6 separate regions of the Homo sapiens genome follow, and all the other regions are linked to region 4. A link is a contact called in ENCODE Hi-C or POLR2A ChIA-PET data. All regions are on one chromosome and are shown on one strand. Each heading gives the region's core, a stretch centred on a gene start or an enhancer-like site at or near the end of the contact. The rest is flanking DNA. Distances are from core to core; before and after follow the strand shown.

Region 1 (2,700 bases), core at 104-2,603, 3.8 Mb before region 4:
AAACTTGCAAATTAAATGGAATCACAGCAAACTTCACTCAGACTTACTGTGAATATTTTCTATAATTTACTTTTCAATCATCAGCACTTAAAGTTTGGGGTCATAACCAAAATAAGGATTGATTTTGTTATCAAGAGCAACATAAGTAACATATCTGAGGAAAAATTATGATGTTAATCAGTTAATATGGTATCATATTAACCTCTACAGAAACTGTGAAGTTAAGAGCATAATTCTTAACTAGTCACGAGTCTGAGGCCAACTTCTCAAAGTAGCCTATAAGGCCTGTCCACAACACAAAACACAGTTTAACACCGTTATCAGCCTCTGCCCAGGTGTGCTCAGAGAACCTGCAGAAGAAATGTCCACTTCCAACATTATTAAATAGCACAGCATTTCATAATTACTTTCTTTTCTTCCAGATTCTGGGCAAGTTTTATATATTATATATAATTATAGTCAGAATACAACGATCTGAGGTAAACAAAAATTAACGTATACAGATAAGAGCCAAACAAATGTAAGAAATTTGTGGGAAAAAACACACAGCATTTGATCAGAAATGCAACTTTTTTTCTTTGTCTGAATTTAAAGAAAGTAACTAGAAAACAAGGTGGAGGAAATACTAGAAATATTTTATGTACGTTTAAAGGTTTTTATGTAAATTAATTAAAGGTGTATACTCAAAGAATGTCAAAGTATGTTAAAGTCATCAAGCCAAATTAAAAAAACAATACTACGATCCTCTGAATAAATAAACATACACGGTTCGCCTGCTACAGCCATACATTTTTCAGTTCCTCTATATTCGGGAAGTTTAGTGTGTTTTTCAATCCGTGAGTTGAAAAGAGGAAGAGGTCATTTGGTCGTGTCTGGATTCCTGAGCTGGGCCCCAGCCGGCTCTGGCGCCCTCCCCGGGGTGCGCTCCGCCAGCCGTGCGCCTCCGGAGCTCTGCCCAGGGGACCGCGGCGGGTGCGTGGCTGGGTAGGCCCACCTGACCACAGCCGCGCGCACCCGGAATGCGGAACGCGCCGCGCCCTTGCACCCGGCCGGGGGGCGTGGGGAGCCGCAGGCGCTCCGGGAGCTGGGGCAGTCCCGCCCTTCCTAGCCTCCCGAGTGCCTGCTGCAGAGCGCAGGGCGGCGGCCACCTGACCACGCGCACAAACAAGAAGGCGCAGCAGCCGCAGGGGCACCGCGCCTCCCTGTCGCCCGGCCAGGGAGCCCCCTCCCCAGGGTCCTCTTACCTGGACCTCCACGGCTCCCTCCTACACCTCCGACCGCCGTCACCCACCTACCCCGGAGCCCTCAGCTGCAATTCTCAGCTGATGGGCGGTGGCGTGGGGACGCCCAGTGCGCATGCCCGCAGCACAACTCAGGAAGAAGGCGGGGTTCACCCCTTTTCTATTGGCCCGCGGGGCTGAGTGACAGCGGCCCTCACCGCCCCTCCGGTTCCAAGCTAAGGAATGGGGGTATCAGCAAAATTGCAAGGGAGCTGTTCTTTGAAGCCTGACGTAGAGATGGTGAACGCCTCTTAGCCTGCGTGCAAAAAAGGACAGAATGGAGGACAGTTGTCTTCTTTATCTGGTGAAGCCAGCCTTCTTGCACGCGGGTCTTCACCCCGCCCCATTAGCTCTTGCCTGTCTTGTTTGCTAACCTTTAACTGCAGTAGATCGCGTTGACAGCTCTATCGAAAAATGCAAAGGCGAGTACACAATCCTAGCAGGAACAATGAAGGAATAAGTGAAGAGTCATCTCTGGGTGCTCACTTGTAAACAAGTTTTCCTAGTACATACAAGTCATTCTAAGCATTCCTGAAAAGCAGGGCGTAGTTTTCACAGGGTTTAAAACAAGCAGAGACAGTTCCAATGATAAATATGCAAATATATTGTAATTGTTAGATGAAAAGCATCAATTGCTACAAATGAAAGAAAGCCCTCTCCAAATTAATTAGAAGATAGATTGGCTTAGCCTTTGCCTATATTAAGGCAACACTATTTTCTAAAATGATTACCCGGATAGGTGATATCAAAAGTCCAGACGCACTTAGGTGGAAAAAAACAAAACCCAGGATAGAATTCTGATTGGAACTCACCAACACTAAGTGTGGAATGTTGTCTGCTTAAGAGAGATGGACAGAGAAAGAATAACCCTGAAAACGAGTAACCCACAAGATAGGAAATAAACCAGGAAAAGGTAAACTAGAGAATGAAGGAAAAAAGGAGGGAATTGTCCATGATGTCACCTGTTACACAAAGTTCAAGTAAATAAAGAACTGAAAGTAGTGCATTGTACTTGAGAATTAGGAAGTGGCTGGTGAACGTAGGAAGAAACATTTCAATCATTGAAGGAACACATGAAAGGATCTTACATCCATGTGAGGTTTAGTGCACTTTCCAAATACCCATTCATATTACCTTTGATAGAACTCTGGGCTCCGGGGAGGGAAGGTACAATGCACTACAGAAGAACCTGAGATTAAGTGGCCTCTTCAAGTTACCCTGATAGTTACTGACTATGCTGGGCCCAAAACTTAGCTGTCTGAGCCCTCATCTTGGGCTCATTCCAATTCCTTGTTTTAAAATATGTTATGAGTGGATTCCTTCCAGGTCTTTTGAAAACTTAGAATAAGATTTCATCCTTTGGTATTCAAATGGGAAAAAAAAGAATTATAGTCTAGACAAACTTGCAAAATTTAGAAGT
Region 2 (2,843 bases), core at 172-2,671, 4.7 Mb before region 4:
ATAGTGTACCATGAGAAGGTAAGGCACTACTGCAATGTGAGCTCTTCGAGGATGACACATTTTTGTCTTTTTCACGGATACATTTTCTGGTAGCTGTTCTTTGTTACTTTTACAGTTTGTCTCCTCATTTTTACTATAATATTTTCCTATCCTTATTATAGAATCTTGGTATTCCTATTGTAGCATCTTTGTATCAATGCTGTGCCAATTCCTTTATTTAGCAGAAAAATGGAATTTGTATCCTTGACAAGTAAAGCTTAACATATCTGTTTTCAAGTGTACCAAATAAATCCGAATAGGATGAAAATGATCTCAATTAATCTAACATAGGGGAGGTTTTTTTTTTTAAACATCTCACACTGTGCAGTATCAACTTGACTTCTCAACACAGGTTTTCCACTGAAATATACAAATTAAAACAAATGGAAGCCAGAATAAAAAATGATAACAATTTTATTTCTCCCTTCTCAGGAAGATCTTAAGAGCAGCATGAAAGTAAATGTTAAAAGAAAAAAAAAAAAAAAAAGAAGAGGCCAAAAATCATCAGCTGAATGTATTAAAAATGAAGCGCTCACCTGAGAAAGACCACCCCAAAACTGTCTGAAGGCCCCCAAACAGCTAATTAGTTTTGTTTTCTCATCTTCAGGAGTATCCATAAACATGCTAAAAAAATAAAAATTACATTATTTGTCATTCGTTTTAAAAAGGTAATTACACACAATCAGAATAGTGGATCTTATAACCTTCCAACACGAAACTAAGTAAAATCTGACAGACACAATCACATAAAAACACAAAACTCTGCCACGCATACACTCACCCAGGAAAAGCCTCTTCTATAACTTCCGTTTTCTGTAAAAAAAAAAAAAACAAAATGTAAACAATGTTAATTTTAAAAAGGCGCCTCCCTTAGCCAAGTATTACAATGTAACACAGGGCAAGTCACCTTAATCAGCTCTGAAACTATCAATACCTGTCTGGCCTGTCACTGTATCGATTTCAAAGGATACAATGAACTTGACAGCAGTTTGAGAATCACTAAACTTCCCCGCATACAACCTCGGTGTCAAAACAAGGGAATAAAAAGGGAGGCGTGAGAGGAGGTTGCCCAGGCCAGTTTCCTTGGTCGGCTGCCCCCGCGTCTCCCCGTCCCCAAGCCGTAGTCCTGGATGGCCGGCAGCTGCACTCACCACCACCTCTTCGAAAATGCTCTGCAGTTGCGTCTCCATCTGTACTATCACCCCCGCCTTTCCAGGGTGCCCGGCAAGGCCCGGATCAGACTCGAGCTCTGGGAATATAGGGGCAGAGGGGCGGAGACCTCTGGAGGAAACCGTAGCTCCTCGGCGTCGCTTCCTCCCCCAGCGCTTTACCTGGAGCGTTCCCTCCCGAGCCCAGCCAACAGCAGGAACCTGTACGGAAGACGGGAAGGGCCCGGTACGCGCCGTTTGCAAACCCCGCAGAAACCAGCGGCGCCACCAGAAGGTTCCGTCTGTGGAGAAGGGCGGCCCGCAAGCCGGACGAGAGCGCCCCCAAACGGAACCTTGAGCCCAAGGACCCCGGAGGCATCGTCGACCGCAGGCCGCCACCTCCCGGCTGGAGAAGGAGTTGCTTCCTGTTCGGGGCTAACCCGCTTGCAGACTGAGAAATGAAAAGTTTGGAACCCAGAAGCTGCAGCCTGCGGAAAATGCTGGAGCCGCAGCCGACACCAAGTTGATGTCTGTGAGCAGCTGACCTTCTGGACCTCCATCAGCGGCCTGCAGCCAGGAGCTGAAGCCACAGAGACGGTGTCTTCTCAGCTATGATAACCTCAGTGCAAATGTAATTGATTGACTTTTGAATGCCAAACCAATTTTGCTTCTATGGTATAAATGCTACTTGGTCATAATATATTATCCTTTTTAATATATTGCTAGATTCTATTTGCTATTATATTGTTGAGAGTATGTGTTTTTCTTCATATGCCACCATCATCACCAACCCCTAAAACATCTGTTATGTCTTGAATGATCAGCTTTCTTTGCCTCATAAAGAAAATTGTTGATGAGAGTCATAGACATCCAAAGGCCTTTCACTTCTTTGACGGTTGTGAAATGCCACAAACTGCTAAGCATGAACTACTCCTTTGTAGCTGCTAAGTGATGAGCTGATGACTCCCCATTCATGGTTTTGTTATACAAGTGTCTGACCTGGCATAAATTTAGTTTTCTAACAACTTTAATATGCACATGCAACCATGTTGTCCACACAATAGCTACTAAAAGCTGAAAAGAAATAATTCAGATTTCCTGCTGGAGAAAAACTTGAAAAGTTAGGCTTAGGGTATTGTTTGCTAGGGTTGCCATAACAAAATACCACAGACTGGGTGGCTTAAACAACAGAAATTTCTTTTCTTGTAATTCTGGAGGCTGGAAGTCTGAGGTTGAGGTTGATAGGGTTAGTTTCTATAGAGGCCTCTGTCCTTGGCTTGTAGATGACCTTCTTCTCCTTGTGTCTTCACATGGTCTTCCCTTTGTACATGTCTGTGTCGTAATTTTCTCTTCCTAGAAGGACATCAGTCAGGTTAGGGCCCATGTATCTACTCTAAAGAGCTTTAGCTTAGTTGAAGACATAGACATTTTAAACCATAATAGAGTGTGATATGTGCAATACTAGTGATGCTAATAAAGTGCCAGGGAGAAAAGGAGGAAATACAAATTTTTCTACAGAAAGGAATTTAGAAAGATACCTAGGGGAGTTTGCTTAGATTGCTGTGAACAGCATACTATAAACTGGGGGGTAATTTGAGTCTGAGCAAACTGAAAGCTGAGAATTCAGGCTTCTTGTTCCATCCTTGTCCTATCAGG
Region 3 (2,764 bases), core at 79-2,578, 3.5 Mb before region 4:
TCCCTGGTGCTCTTACTGCGTTACCCATTTTTGTTTTTTTCGCTGCACTCACCAGTCTAACAGTATCTGCCCACTGGATTCACAGCGCTGGCACGTGCCAAGCGCCTAATAATTGCTCACTGGTTTGGCGGCTGACTACCCAGGAGAGGAAATTAAACACAAAGGCAGTATTGATCATATTCAGTAGTGTTTCGTGCGTTTGGTTTGGAAGTGGGGATTGGGGAATGGCCAATCACTTCCAAATTTAAAATATTGCTTCCTGGAAGAAAATGGACTCCTCAAAGACTGGATATTTCATGTCTGTAGTCCCAGGACCTGGCCCTGCGTCAGGCACATTGTAGGTGTTGAAAATGCACCTGAGGAATTCTGAGTTGCGCGGAACTGTGTATTCCGAGCACAACGCGTCGTTAAAAACCAAACAAAGCAGAACAAACTTCGTTCAGAAGCGACTCCCGCTATACTTAGAAACTAGAATTGACCCCTGGCTGCAGGGTTCCGCTTTACCAACACACCGCAGGGAAAGGGCTTAGAAATAGTGAAAGCGGCCGGGGGCGGCGGGTCACGCCTCTAATCCCAGCATTTTGGGAGGCCGAGGCGGGTGGATCCCCTGAGGTCAGGAGTTCGAGACCAGCCTGGCCAACATGGTGAAATCCCGTCTTTACTAAAAATACAAAAAATTAGCCAGGGTGGTGGCAGGCGCCTGCAATCCCGGCTACTCGGGAGGCTGAGGCAGGAGAATCGCTTGAAACCGGGAGCCGGAGGTCGCAGTAAGCTGAGATCGCGCCATTGCACTCCAGCCTGGAAGAGTGAAAGCATGTAGGCTCTCGTTTCATGAAGACAAAGATGAGGATCACACCCACAACGACACAAACATGGTCTCTCAGGGTGACTTAGAAGCGAAGGAACAAAGTGCGCTGCCTGGGGAGGCTGGGTCTTGTAGAAGCAACAGGAAAGTAGAACGTGGTGTGGAAAGGGTTAAAACTGGCGCTCGGCGGGATACAGGGCTCTAGGTGCCTTAAAGAACACGCGGACACACTTGTTTGGCTTCTGTCGCGCTCCGTAGAATGAGTTCCCTGGGCCTCGGTGGGCCACGCCTCCGCAAAGAAGGACAACGCGAAGCTGCCCGCGTAGTGCCTGTTGCACTCGCCAAGGACCGGCCTGGCAGAGATAGAAAACTCGCAGTACGTTTGCCTCAGAACCGCCTCAATCCGGAAACAGAAACTCCCCAGGCCCGGCACTGCGGGAGCCACCTCTTTCGAGGGTGGGAGTGCACATGCGCACAGGGGACCTGAAAAACCCTTAAATACCGGCATGCGTGCGGATGAGGCCTCTTTCCCTGCCGCCGCCGAGTCGCGCGGAGGCGGAGGCTTGGGGTAAGTTGAGCGAGGCGGCAGGGGGGTGTATTGGTTATAATTTGTGGCTCGTTGCGTTCTTGCTGGGATTCGTGACGAGTATCTGGTTCTTTAACAAGTCAATGCTTTTGTTTTTTAGTGCGTTCAAGATTCAACTTCACCCGTAACCCACCGCCATGGCCGAGGAAGGGTGAGCCCAGGGGCCGGGGTTGGAGTTGGGGTCGGGGTGCGGCTGAGGCGTGGGGCTAGAGCTGGCGGAACAGGACTGGGTCAAACGGGTCGCCGTAAGCGCGTCTGTTGTACACTTAGCTTTTGCTGAGTGCAAGGCCTTATGTGGTGTGAGGATTTTAACTGATGGTTCTGATGTGTCGCGTTTAAGCATTGCTGCTGGAGGTGTAATGGACGTTAATACTGCTTTACAAGAGGTTCTGAAGACTGCCCTCATCCACGATGGCCTAGCACGTGGAATTCGCGAAGCTGCCAAAGCCTTAGACAAGTACGTGTATCAGTCTCAATACTGTGGGTTCTTGCAACCGGAACAAAACTGCCACCCAAGGGAAGAAGGCATGGAGTTCATGGTGTTAGCGCAAAAGTTCTGAATGGCATCCGTCCTACCGGAAACCTAGGAAAAGGTATCAGAACTCAGATCTATAAAGCCCACTTAAAATGTGTGGGTTGCTGTTTGGAATGGGGATAAGCACTCAAAACTACAGTGTTTGAATGATGACTTTAATTGTCGGATACCCCTTCACTCCTTTTATGAGTGAAACATAAGAGTCTGACAAACCTGTAGGTTGTGGAGCTAGTCAGTCTTATACTTATCTGGCAGATAGATGAGATGGAGAGCCACATTACATCTGGTAGTTTGCAAAACAAGCATTAATTTAATGGAATTTCAAACTCAGGTTTCAGAAGCATTTGGTCCTAGATGAATTTAGTAGTATAATAGCTGTGATTTATTTGAATTTGGGATATTTGTTAATGTATTTGAATGGATCGAGTTAATGTGTTTTTTAGGGTGGTGGCATTGACAAATCAACCTACTCTTGAGCTGAATTTAAATGCAGTTTTAAGGTTTTACAGGACAAGTTCGTTTTGGTGTAATCTAGCCAGTTCAATCCGATGGAAACGGCATTATTGTTTAATGTATTTAGTAGGTCCTAGTATGAGTCTTCTGTATTTCTATTTCGGCATTATTGCATGGCATTTCATAACTGTTCCATTAATGCCACAGTCTTTTTTTTTTCTTTTTTCTTTTTTTTTTTTGAGACAAAGAGTCTTGCTCTGTCCCCCAGGCTGGAGTGCAGTGGCGCGATCTCATTGCAACCTCTACCTACCAGGTTCAAGCGATTCTTCTGCCTCCCGAGTAGATGGAATTACAGGCACACGCCACCATGCCCAGCTAGTTTTTG
Region 4 (2,700 bases), core at 109-2,608:
GTCGAACTGAAATGAGAATTCACAAGAGGAACAAGAAATTTTGTTTTGCTTTGTAACACCAAAAAATTTAAAAGAGGCTGTTGCAGTGAGGTACAAGTCTGAAGTAGCTCATCTTTTTCGTCAGTGTTAGCCACACTTGCTTTCAACTTCAGTCTTAATTTGTTTCCAGTTCTAAAATGCTTTTTAAAAAAGTCTGAGGTAGCAAAGTAGCTGCTGGTACTTCAGCTTGATTCTGAAGAAATAAATCTTAAAAGCGAATCAAGCCAACTCATGAATTTAAAATGAAGGCAAAGTCCAATTCGCCACTCCCACCCATTTCTCACACCAGCTGTCCACCAATCGTGGCTGCAACATTTCTGACACGACTAAATGGGCTGAATCACTTGAAAAGACTCGGCTTCGCTAGTACTCATGAAGAACCGCACTTTCAGCCGGATGGGGCAGGGCCACGCTCAGAACCACCAGCTAAGACCCAATCCTCTCGCTAGGGAACCGTAACTAGGCAACCAGCACCAGTCAACAGCGCGCGCTCGCTTCAAAACAGCAGGTTGCCGCGGGTACCGAAATTAACTCCAGAGAACCAGGGTCAGCAGCGAGAGGCAGAACAGAGCACTAAAACCTAGTAGCATCACAAAAACGAGGCATTAACTGACGGGTGGTCTGAAGCCGGAGGGCAGTTTTAAAGACCACGCGAAAAGGGGTAGACCTACTCAACGCACTTTGCTGCGGGTCACAGTTATTTTCTCAAAACCCCACAGGCCACGAAGAAAGGTGGCAGTCCCAGCCAATGAGAGGCGGACACAAGTTGCACCTCCAGCGGCCGTCGGCGCCATAGGCGGGGGAGAGAAAAATGAACGAGCGCGCGTGCGCGGAGCGTTCAGTCGGGCGCGCGCAGAGGTACGGGCTGAAGAAATGGGGGAAGGGTGGAAGAGGAAGATATGCGCACGCGCACGGGAGGCCGCGCGGGCTGTGGGTCTCCAGGCAGGTTCGCAAACACGCGCGCGCCCGCCGTTAGCACTGCTCAGCGCCCCCGCCCGGCCTTTTCGGCCCGTAGTGCCTCGAAAACCTGAGAGAAGCTAACGAAAAAACGCATAAATAACGGCGCAACGTCTCCTTGGTTCTCCTTTCGCCGCCAACCCGACACCACCCACAAAAGAGTCAAAAATATGGCCTGTCCTCGGTCTTCACTGCCCCTGGAGTAACTTGAATACATTGCGAGGCCTACCTGACACGCCGAATCGCGGTTCCGGGAATTTATCTCCGTTGCAACCACACAGCGGCCATTTCCCGACTCAAGAACGCGAGGAAAACCATAGAGCTACCTTCGACGCGCTAGCACGTCTCCGTCACTTCCGATCTGGGGCGTGGCCTCGGGTGCCGCTAAATATGCGGGCAAGCCCCGCCCACCCTTCCGCTCCGGTCCGGCTTCCTGGCTGCTATTAAGATGTTGCCTGCGGCCTTCTGGGAAGTCGCGTGGCTGGTCTCGCGGGAAGATGTGACGGCTCCGCCCTCTGGCCCGTAGCGTCAGCCTTGGCCGGAGAGGCGGTAGAGTAGGGTGGGTGTTTTGTCAGGCCTGAGTTAGCTTCGCCATACGGCGCTTTTCGCTGGTGTCTCTGCCTCGTTCTGAGTAGACCCCCTAGACCTCACCGCCGCCCCTGCGTTTTACCTCAGTAAGCTCGTCTGGTCTGTTCTTTCTGTGGGGCCGGCTCAGACCAGGCAAAAAACAAAAAGACAATCCCACACTGAGGAAAAGACCAGGAGGCAAGACGTGGCTGTAATTGCAGACACGCTGCTCCCTCAGCCAGCAAGCGCCACTTTTCCTCTTGGACGCCTAACTGGAGATTAGAAAATGTGGCTTTTGGTTTGCTATTAAATTCGGCAGACGCACTTAGTTGAAAAATGGCCACGATCTAAATCCCTTTCGTGGCGTCTGATCAAATCGGAGCTCAAGCCGCAGCAGCCGGAAACCTCTTAGGCTGCTCGTGCCAAAGAAGGCCGCCCTTCTGGCGGCGTGATGACAGCTTTACCACATCGGCAACGTTGGCATAGGCATGAAAAAATAAAGAGCACGAAGCAGTTGAGCTTTCAGCCTGTGACGATGATTTGTGGCAGCCGAGGAACACAGCCCAACGTAGCTTGGTTGTCCAGAATTATAAGTCAGATTATAAATAGGCAAGCCACATTCGATTTGAATAGAATTTAAATAACAGCCGTAGCACATTTTGCATTAATACTTCTCCGGGCTGCACTTTCTTAGGGCCTAAAACCGCTATTGCTTTGATGTTTAGAGATGTTAACTACCTTGATGGATTTCAGACTTGTAATTAGCAACCAGGGTGTCAGTGAGTGAATCGAAACTAGGATTGGGCCCTGGTTGTGAATTTAACACTGTGCTTAGAGCATTCTTTCTTCACAGTCCAGTTTACCAGCTGAACTAGAAAAACGACAACATTTTCATGGAGTGAATCGTAGGTTTTTTATTGTACAGTCTGTCCCTCACCCCATTACCACCTCAGGATGTGGACACAGAAATCCTTGGCCTTTTTGTTGTGCCCTGATGTCCCAAGCATTCGCAGGTTCTCAGAAATATTTGTTGAGTGAATGAACTATATTTAAAAAAAAAACAACTAAGGGCTCAATACACGTCTGCTATTCTGCATGTATTGGGAGTCGGGGCGCTCCCAATACATGCTGTTATTC
Region 5 (2,700 bases), core at 87-2,586, 3.8 Mb before region 4:
AGGCAATATAAAAACAAAACAGGTTAATGAGAAAAAGAATGACTGGAGGAAGCAAAATGATAAGGCAGGGAAGACATTGCTAAACAAGTGAGCTTTGGGCCCTAAGACCTGAATGCCAGAAAGAAACCAGTTACATGTAGATCTGGGAAGATGTCTGAAGCAGAAGAGGAGCAAGTGCAAAGGCCCTGAGGTGAGGATGAGCTGACTGTTCACTAAGCAGAAAGAAGATCTACCTGGTGGAATGTGGAGCAGCAGAGCAGCACCATGGGAGAGAGTGGTAGTTGACAAGTGGGGGCAGGGATCAGATCTTGAGGATATTGTGGGGCATGGTGGGGATTTATATCTGATTATAAAAGCCACAGAATTTAACTGTTGCCTTTCAAGCTATAGGATGACATGATCTGATTTACAGTTTTACAGGTTTACCTTGGCAACTATTTGGAGAAGACGGAAAGAGGCAGGAATGGAAGTGAGGAGAACAATTTGGAGACTGCAGTCATCCAAAGAAATAGCAGCAGCTTGAGCATATGTGGTAATGGCAGAGATGGAGAGACACAGACAGATCTGACCGGTAGAACCACTAAGATTTACACTTAGATTAAACAGAGGGAGTGAAGACACCCATTACTATGGTTTGGGGTTGGAACCAAGGGTAAGAAAGTTCATGTTCAGGGCAGAAGCATATGTATGGTTCACAGATAGGAGAGTGAGGGATAAAGCTCCTTGAAGCATCTTGGAGCCACATCTTAAAGATTTAGTTCATAAAACAAAGAATTCACTCATATCCGGCCATAAACACCATGTTCAGTCATAAAGGAAAAGTCACTGAAGAGAAGAAAAGTTGTCACACTCTGTTAAAATTTCCTTGGACAAGATAGCAACTTTCACATCTATCTCTGTTTTATGTTAGCACCTTAGGCATGAAGAAAATCACAATGAAATAAAAACTACTGAAGTTTTTCTCCTCTAAGTGGGGGAAAAAACCATCCAACCACATTTTCAGATGTGCAATCTTAGACATAAATATTTCAAACAGCATTTTAGGAGGAGGGAAGCAACAATTTTTCAACTCTTTTTCCTTTAATAAACTGCCTTCCCATCCCACCAACAGATTACCCCAGAAAAAAAGGAAACATTCTTAATTCCTGAGTAAATATATGGTTCCAGTAAATTCATTAATTTCTCAGGACTGGAGCTCCTTTTTTAAAAAAATATTTGCCCTGGCACCAAAAAAAAAAGTGATAATATTAGCTTCCCTTTTGTGCAGTCATGTGTTAAAATGCAAAAACAAGTGTCCCCTTCACCAGACCCTAACTAATTAAAAGAACTGTGATCATTCTAAAAGTAACAAAAGGGCTCACACTTTTACATAGACTTTTAATTTCATCTCAAAGAACCTTATGGGGACAGGAGCCATGCACCAATTCTTAATAAACAATTTTGAAAAGTATACTTGCAGCATAGGAAGCTAATTATAACACAGAGAAACCAAAAACATCTGTTTCGATTTTAAACTAAAGTCTATGCTGAACTAATACCTTTAATCTGTAGGAGAGATGATTAAAAATGAAACAAGTGAAGATTCAACAAAAATATTTTTCAGTCACCTTCTCTTAGCACTTAAAAGCTTACGTTCATACTTTATGTGCCCCTAGAAGGTTCTGTCTTTCCAAATTTTCTGGAAAAAACACACATCCACAAGCCCATGTGATACATGATGCATATTTTAGCAGAAACTTCTATACTCATAAATTCTGATGAGTAGATTTTATGTTTCCAATATATCTGTTTTATTCACTTTCCAACTTTAGCCACACTACATCTTCCTCTTTCAGGTTATTATTTTAAAAAAAAATACTCAAATGCGAGAATTCACATTAGCACTAGTGGAAAGGCTTACTATGTTATTTAGGAGTTAGGGAAATTTTTATCTCAAGGACTGTGTTTCATAGCTATTCTCATTTCTATTCACCAATTTCCTTCAATACAAAATTTTGTTAATTCTGACAGGATACAAACCTCTGTGCCCCAGCTTTCCCATCTCCTAACACTTAAAAATAATACATAAGCCTTGGTGGAACTCTAGCTAGTCTTGAGTGTGATGGCTTCTTCAATTATGGGATTTTATGAGCATGCATTATGGATTCAGATATGGCAATCAGCCTCTTAACAAAACATAGAATAATCTTGTACCTGTTAGAAGAGTTTCGGGACTCTTAAAAAACTTTGGTTAGAATTATTGCCTGTTAAAGTTTGAAGAGACCATAACCTAGCCCACAGAAAATACACATGAGAAAACCATGTCTTGGAAGGTTCGAGAGCTTACTCAAGGTCACACCGCTATTTGGATCTGATTTCAGGAAATGTACATGCAATCACATACAGCTTGCTTGATTAGAAATGTTTCCGATTATCTCATTGATTTCTTTAGCTCAGCTACACTCTAAAAACTCTGATTCTAATCAGAGAATTGCAAAGTAAATCATGAGAAACCTATGACTAAAATGAATAAAAAGCTGTAAACATCAAATGTTGACAAGGACTTTGAGCAGCACAAACTCTGATACACTGGCTGTACTCATATCTGGTACAACCACTTTAGGACACTGTTTAGCTGTTATCCACAAAAGCTGAACATAAACATATCCTATGAGCCAGTAACCCAATTCCTTCACATACATGCACCAAAAGAACATATAA
Region 6 (2,880 bases), core at 281-2,780, 3.1 Mb after region 4:
GGGTTTCGATCGAGTCAACAGCTCACTCTGCTGGGCTGCTGTTTGCACACGAAGTCCGTCATAAAATCAAACTCGTTTTGCCCCAGCCAGAGTTCGGGCAGCTCCTTGATGCGGTCCAAACCCATTTCTATCACCAAGGACATAAGAACTTCCTCGTCGATGAAATCAGTGTCTATGACATTGGGCGGCAGCATTGCAGCGGGGACGTGGGCCACGGAGGCGGGCATGTTGCCGCTGCCGCTGCCGCCGCCGCTGTTGCTGCTGCCCGCGCCGCCGCCCGAGCTGCTGCCAGAGCCGCCGGGGGTGCTGCTGCCGCCCGAGCCGCCGGGGGTGCTGCTGCCGCCGCTGTGCTTGGGGTTGCAATCTCGGAAGTGCTGGTTTGTCCCGTTCATCTGGTGGCCTGCAGCAGGGTGCAAATCCGGCATGTAGTGGTTGTGGGGGTAGGGGTGATGGTTGAAATACTGGTTGTTGAGCTTCTGCAGCTGCATGCTGGCCGGCAGGGAGCCTCCCTGGCTGGCCACCGGGGGACCCATGAACTGGGAGTTGTTAAACCTGGCCGCGGGGGCCAGCGCGCTCGGGGGGTGCCCTCCGTTCACAGTCCCCGGCCCCATCGCATGCCTGATGCCGCTCGTGGCATTCATGTTGCCCGCGCCGTAGTGTATGTGCTCGCCCATTAGGGCGTTGAAGGCGTGCTGGGGCTGCTGCTGCTGGTGGTGATGGGGGCTCGGGAACTGCCCCATGCCCATGCGGTGGGCAGGGTGATGGTGCAGCCCATTGGTGCCGTCGGGGAAGCGCCCGTGGTTCATGGCCATCATATGGTCTGCCATTTCCAGTCCTGGAAGTGAAAAGGGCAGATAATGAGACCCGCGCCACACGTGTCGCCCACCACAGCGCACCCCACTTTTGCTCGCCTCTGCCCCCCAGGATTCCCGGGCGCACGTCGGCTGCGAACCACCACCCCCAAGATCCCACTAACAGCCTGTGCACCCGGGCTAGCCACCACGGAAGAGCTACCACTCATAACACAGCCGGACGCTGCACAAACAGCCCCTTCCCCTGCGATCGGGCGGGGGGACCCGAGCCCACACCCCCTTTGCTCCCCGAAGTGGCCTAATAAAGGAAGTGCCCCGTAGCCCTGCTGCGAACTTCAGGCATTAAATCAGCCCTCCTCATCCTGTTGTTGCACATCCTGTTGTTATTCCCCAGCTTCGCCTCACGCTCTTCCTCCGGGCAAACCCTGCCCTCGGAGGACTGGGCTGGCAAGAGCCCCAGCCAGCTTCGCCCGTCGCGCTTACCTTCCGTTTTTGCGATTTCTGCTCCGAAGACCGAGGGCGGGCTCGTCGCGTCCAGGACCGGCTCAGCAGCACATAGAGGGGACCTTCCTGGCGTGCAAAGCGCTTCGCTGTCGCGATGTCGGCGCCGAGGTCTCGCAGCGGCCGCTGGGGCAGATTCGGAGCCGTTCCCTTTTATTTCCCCTCCGTTGCCCTCACAGCTCGGCAGGACCGCCCGGCAGCTGCCAACAATGAGCTGTGTTTCTTAGGGCTTTGGCCACAGTTAATATAGGCATTTCGGAAAGGCGGAGCGAGAGCCTCCAGGGCGGGCGGCGCCAAGACGCGGATTCCGGAACACCGCGAACACCCTGGACCGGGTCCCGGAGCCGCGTCCCCGCCGCCCGCGGCACGTGCTGCAGAGGCTGCGGGGCCCGGGGGCCGCCCAGTCGCCCCGTCGCCCCCCGACTCTGGTTTCTTCCCGGCCCAGAAACGCGAGGTTGGCTCAGCCACCCCCGAGGCAGGGGGAAAATCCTCCCCTGCCGCCCCGCCCGAAGGTAGAGCCTGCCGGGATAGCCACGAGGAGAGCTCACCGCCCCCCTCAGGCTGGATCTACCCCACCCCCAGCTTTCTCACTCGGTTCACCTAGCGATCTGCCCCGCTCTCTACGGGAAAAGGGGACTCGCCCAGCGCCCCCCGCCCTCCAGAGTGCCCTTGTGCCTCCCCGGTTTTGCAAAAGCTTCCACAGGCAGCGAAGAATGGCTGTGCTTCCTCGAGTTGGGTTTTAAAGACCCGGACAAATAATGCGCCCTTTCCTGAGCGCGCCTTCCTAGGCTGTGCCTTTGTGTTTTCATACGGGCAGTGGGTAGACCTACTCTAGATCACCGCTTGTAGATGCATTTTTTTCCTCCACTCCTTTCAAGGACAGGAGCTGGGGGCGGGGAGGGGCAGCCGCTGCAGGTGGACGGAGCGCGCTCGAGGGCCCGGCCACCCCCGCTCCCGCGCCCTGGAATTCCAGTCCGCGCTTTCGGGCCCGCCTGCCGCTCCCGGGGTACGTGTGCTTCTGCTAAGTTTGCGTTTGCAGCTCTTGGTAGCTTTGGCATCCGAGCTGAGGCGTCTCTGCTCTGTAAACAAACTCAGCGATCCTCGTCCCCAGATCCACCTTTTTGCACATACACAGTTACTTGCTTCTGCTGTTGCCCTGGATCCGGGAGGTGGGGGTGTGTACAAACTTGCAGAGCCTCCCTCCGGGCTCTGCCTGACGGTTTGGGGTTGATTTAGAAGCAAACGGGTTTGTAATTAAGAAATTTGAGGGCTGAGTAAGGCTGCTCTTGCTGGAAAAGGAAAACAAATAGATAACGTGGTAATCGCTTTGTAAATAAAGTCGTTCTGGAGGTGGGCACGTAGCTGCACGTCCCGTATGGCACCACGCGCACACACACGGCTGGGACTCTTCCTTTTCAGTGAAATTGTTCAGTGGGGCAATGGGCGATAATAATAACCTTGCTTCCACAACGCGGCACAACGAGCCTGGTCGCCCGTTTGGTTCATTGACTTGCAAATAAAACCCCTAACACAGGTCTGGGCTACTACCAAGTCGGAGCTCTCTGGC

What was found. A loop is a pair of places that touch in the nucleus more often than their neighbours do. ChIA-PET counts read pairs that join two places held with the same protein, here RNA polymerase II (POLR2A). Pooled maps may share reads with other maps.
Region 1: a pooled map shows a loop between it and region 4 (10-fold over the local background). The contact joins the promoter of STX7 here to the promoter of BCLAF1 in region 4. A Hi-C loop is called at or near these places in 1 of 37 single-sample maps with no recorded cell type and 9 of 50 pooled maps. POLR2A ChIA-PET finds 5 or more read pairs at or near these places in 2 of 52 experiments (CD4-positive, alpha-beta T cell and GM12878).
Region 2: a pooled map shows a loop between it and region 4 (16-fold over the local background). The contact joins the promoter of MED23 here to the promoter of BCLAF1 in region 4. A Hi-C loop is called at or near these places in 1 of 168 maps with a recorded cell type or tissue (CD4-positive, alpha-beta T cell) and 8 of 50 pooled maps. POLR2A ChIA-PET finds 5 or more read pairs at or near these places in 1 of 52 experiments (CD4-positive, alpha-beta memory T cell).
Region 3: a loop to region 4 is called in a map of natural killer cell, with 10 times the contacts of the local background. The contact joins the promoter of RPS12 here to the promoter of BCLAF1 in region 4. A Hi-C loop is called at or near these places in 2 of 168 maps with a recorded cell type or tissue (ascending aorta and natural killer cell), 6 of 37 single-sample maps with no recorded cell type and 21 of 50 pooled maps. POLR2A ChIA-PET finds 5 or more read pairs at or near these places in 8 of 52 experiments (CD4-positive, alpha-beta T cell, CD4-positive, alpha-beta memory T cell, CD8-positive, alpha-beta T cell and 5 more).
Region 5: a loop to region 4 is called in a pooled map, with 5 times the contacts of the local background. The contact joins the enhancer-like site here to the promoter of BCLAF1 in region 4. A Hi-C loop is called at or near these places in 1 of 37 single-sample maps with no recorded cell type and 2 of 50 pooled maps. POLR2A ChIA-PET finds 5 or more read pairs at or near these places in 1 of 52 experiments (GM12878).
Region 6: a loop to region 4 is called in a map of B cell, with 19 times the contacts of the local background. The contact joins the promoter of CITED2 here to the promoter of BCLAF1 in region 4. A Hi-C loop is called at or near these places in 3 of 168 maps with a recorded cell type or tissue (B cell, CD4-positive, alpha-beta T cell and naive thymus-derived CD4-positive, alpha-beta T cell) and 10 of 50 pooled maps. POLR2A ChIA-PET finds 5 or more read pairs at or near these places in 6 of 52 experiments (CD4-positive, alpha-beta T cell, CD4-positive, alpha-beta memory T cell, CD8-positive, alpha-beta T cell and 3 more).

The regions. Positions count from the first base shown.
Region 1 is chr6:132,511,763-132,514,462 of GRCh38, forward strand. It overlaps STX7 (syntaxin 7), which reads right to left and starts at 1,354. Exons shown (of 10, transcript NM_003569.3): 1 at 1,245-1,354. RefSeq lists enhancers at 602-1,103, 1,461-1,660 and a silencer at 821-1,310.
Region 2 is chr6:131,626,821-131,629,663 of GRCh38, forward strand. MED23 (mediator complex subunit 23) reads right to left here and starts at 1,422. Exons shown (of 29, transcript NM_004830.4): 1 at 1,191-1,422; 2 at 821-852; 3 at 576-663. The coding sequence starts at 1,229. RefSeq lists enhancers at 1,062-1,111, 1,242-1,411.
Region 3 is chr6:132,813,241-132,816,004 of GRCh38, forward strand. RPS12 (ribosomal protein S12) reads left to right here and starts at 1,329. Exons shown (of 6, transcript NM_001016.4): 1 at 1,329-1,373; 2 at 1,492-1,542; 3 at 1,732-1,848. The coding sequence starts at 1,529. It overlaps SNORD101 (small nucleolar RNA, C/D box 101), which reads left to right and starts at 2,067; the gene lies at 2,067-2,139. It overlaps LOC107986644 (a long non-coding RNA gene), which reads right to left and starts at 1,048. Exons shown (of 3, transcript XR_001744345.3): 1 at 53-1,048. RefSeq lists enhancers at 294-1,040, 955-1,234, 1,665-1,794.
Region 4 is chr6:136,288,488-136,291,187 of GRCh38, forward strand. It overlaps BCLAF1 (BCL2 associated transcription factor 1), which reads right to left and starts at 1,359. Exons shown (of 13, transcript NM_014739.3): 1 at 1,226-1,359. It overlaps LOC124901408 (a long non-coding RNA gene), which reads left to right and starts at 1,527. Exons shown (of 4, transcript XR_007059784.1): 1 at 1,527-1,670. RefSeq lists enhancers at 153-749, 275-394, 750-1,346, 765-884, 831-2,030 and 2 more.
Region 5 is chr6:132,494,420-132,497,119 of GRCh38, forward strand. The region is part of intron 2 of STX7 (syntaxin 7); the gene reads right to left. Among named protein-coding and RNA genes, the nearest start is that of STX7, 17 kb to the right of the region's middle. Within about 2 kb of position 1,337, at least 3 of the 41 ENCODE cell types and tissues checked have a DNase peak (open chromatin) inside an H3K27ac peak, as active enhancers do; they include GM12878, where a contact is called at or near this core.
Region 6 is chr6:139,373,118-139,375,997 of GRCh38, forward strand. CITED2 (Cbp/p300 interacting transactivator with Glu/Asp rich carboxy-terminal domain 2) reads right to left here and starts at 1,531. Exons shown (of 2, transcript NM_006079.5): 1 at 1,296-1,531; 2 at 1-835. The coding sequence starts at 827. The coding sequence ends at 15. RefSeq lists silencers at 240-339, 910-1,059, 1,520-1,899, 2,070-2,379 and enhancers at 630-689, 1,200-1,369.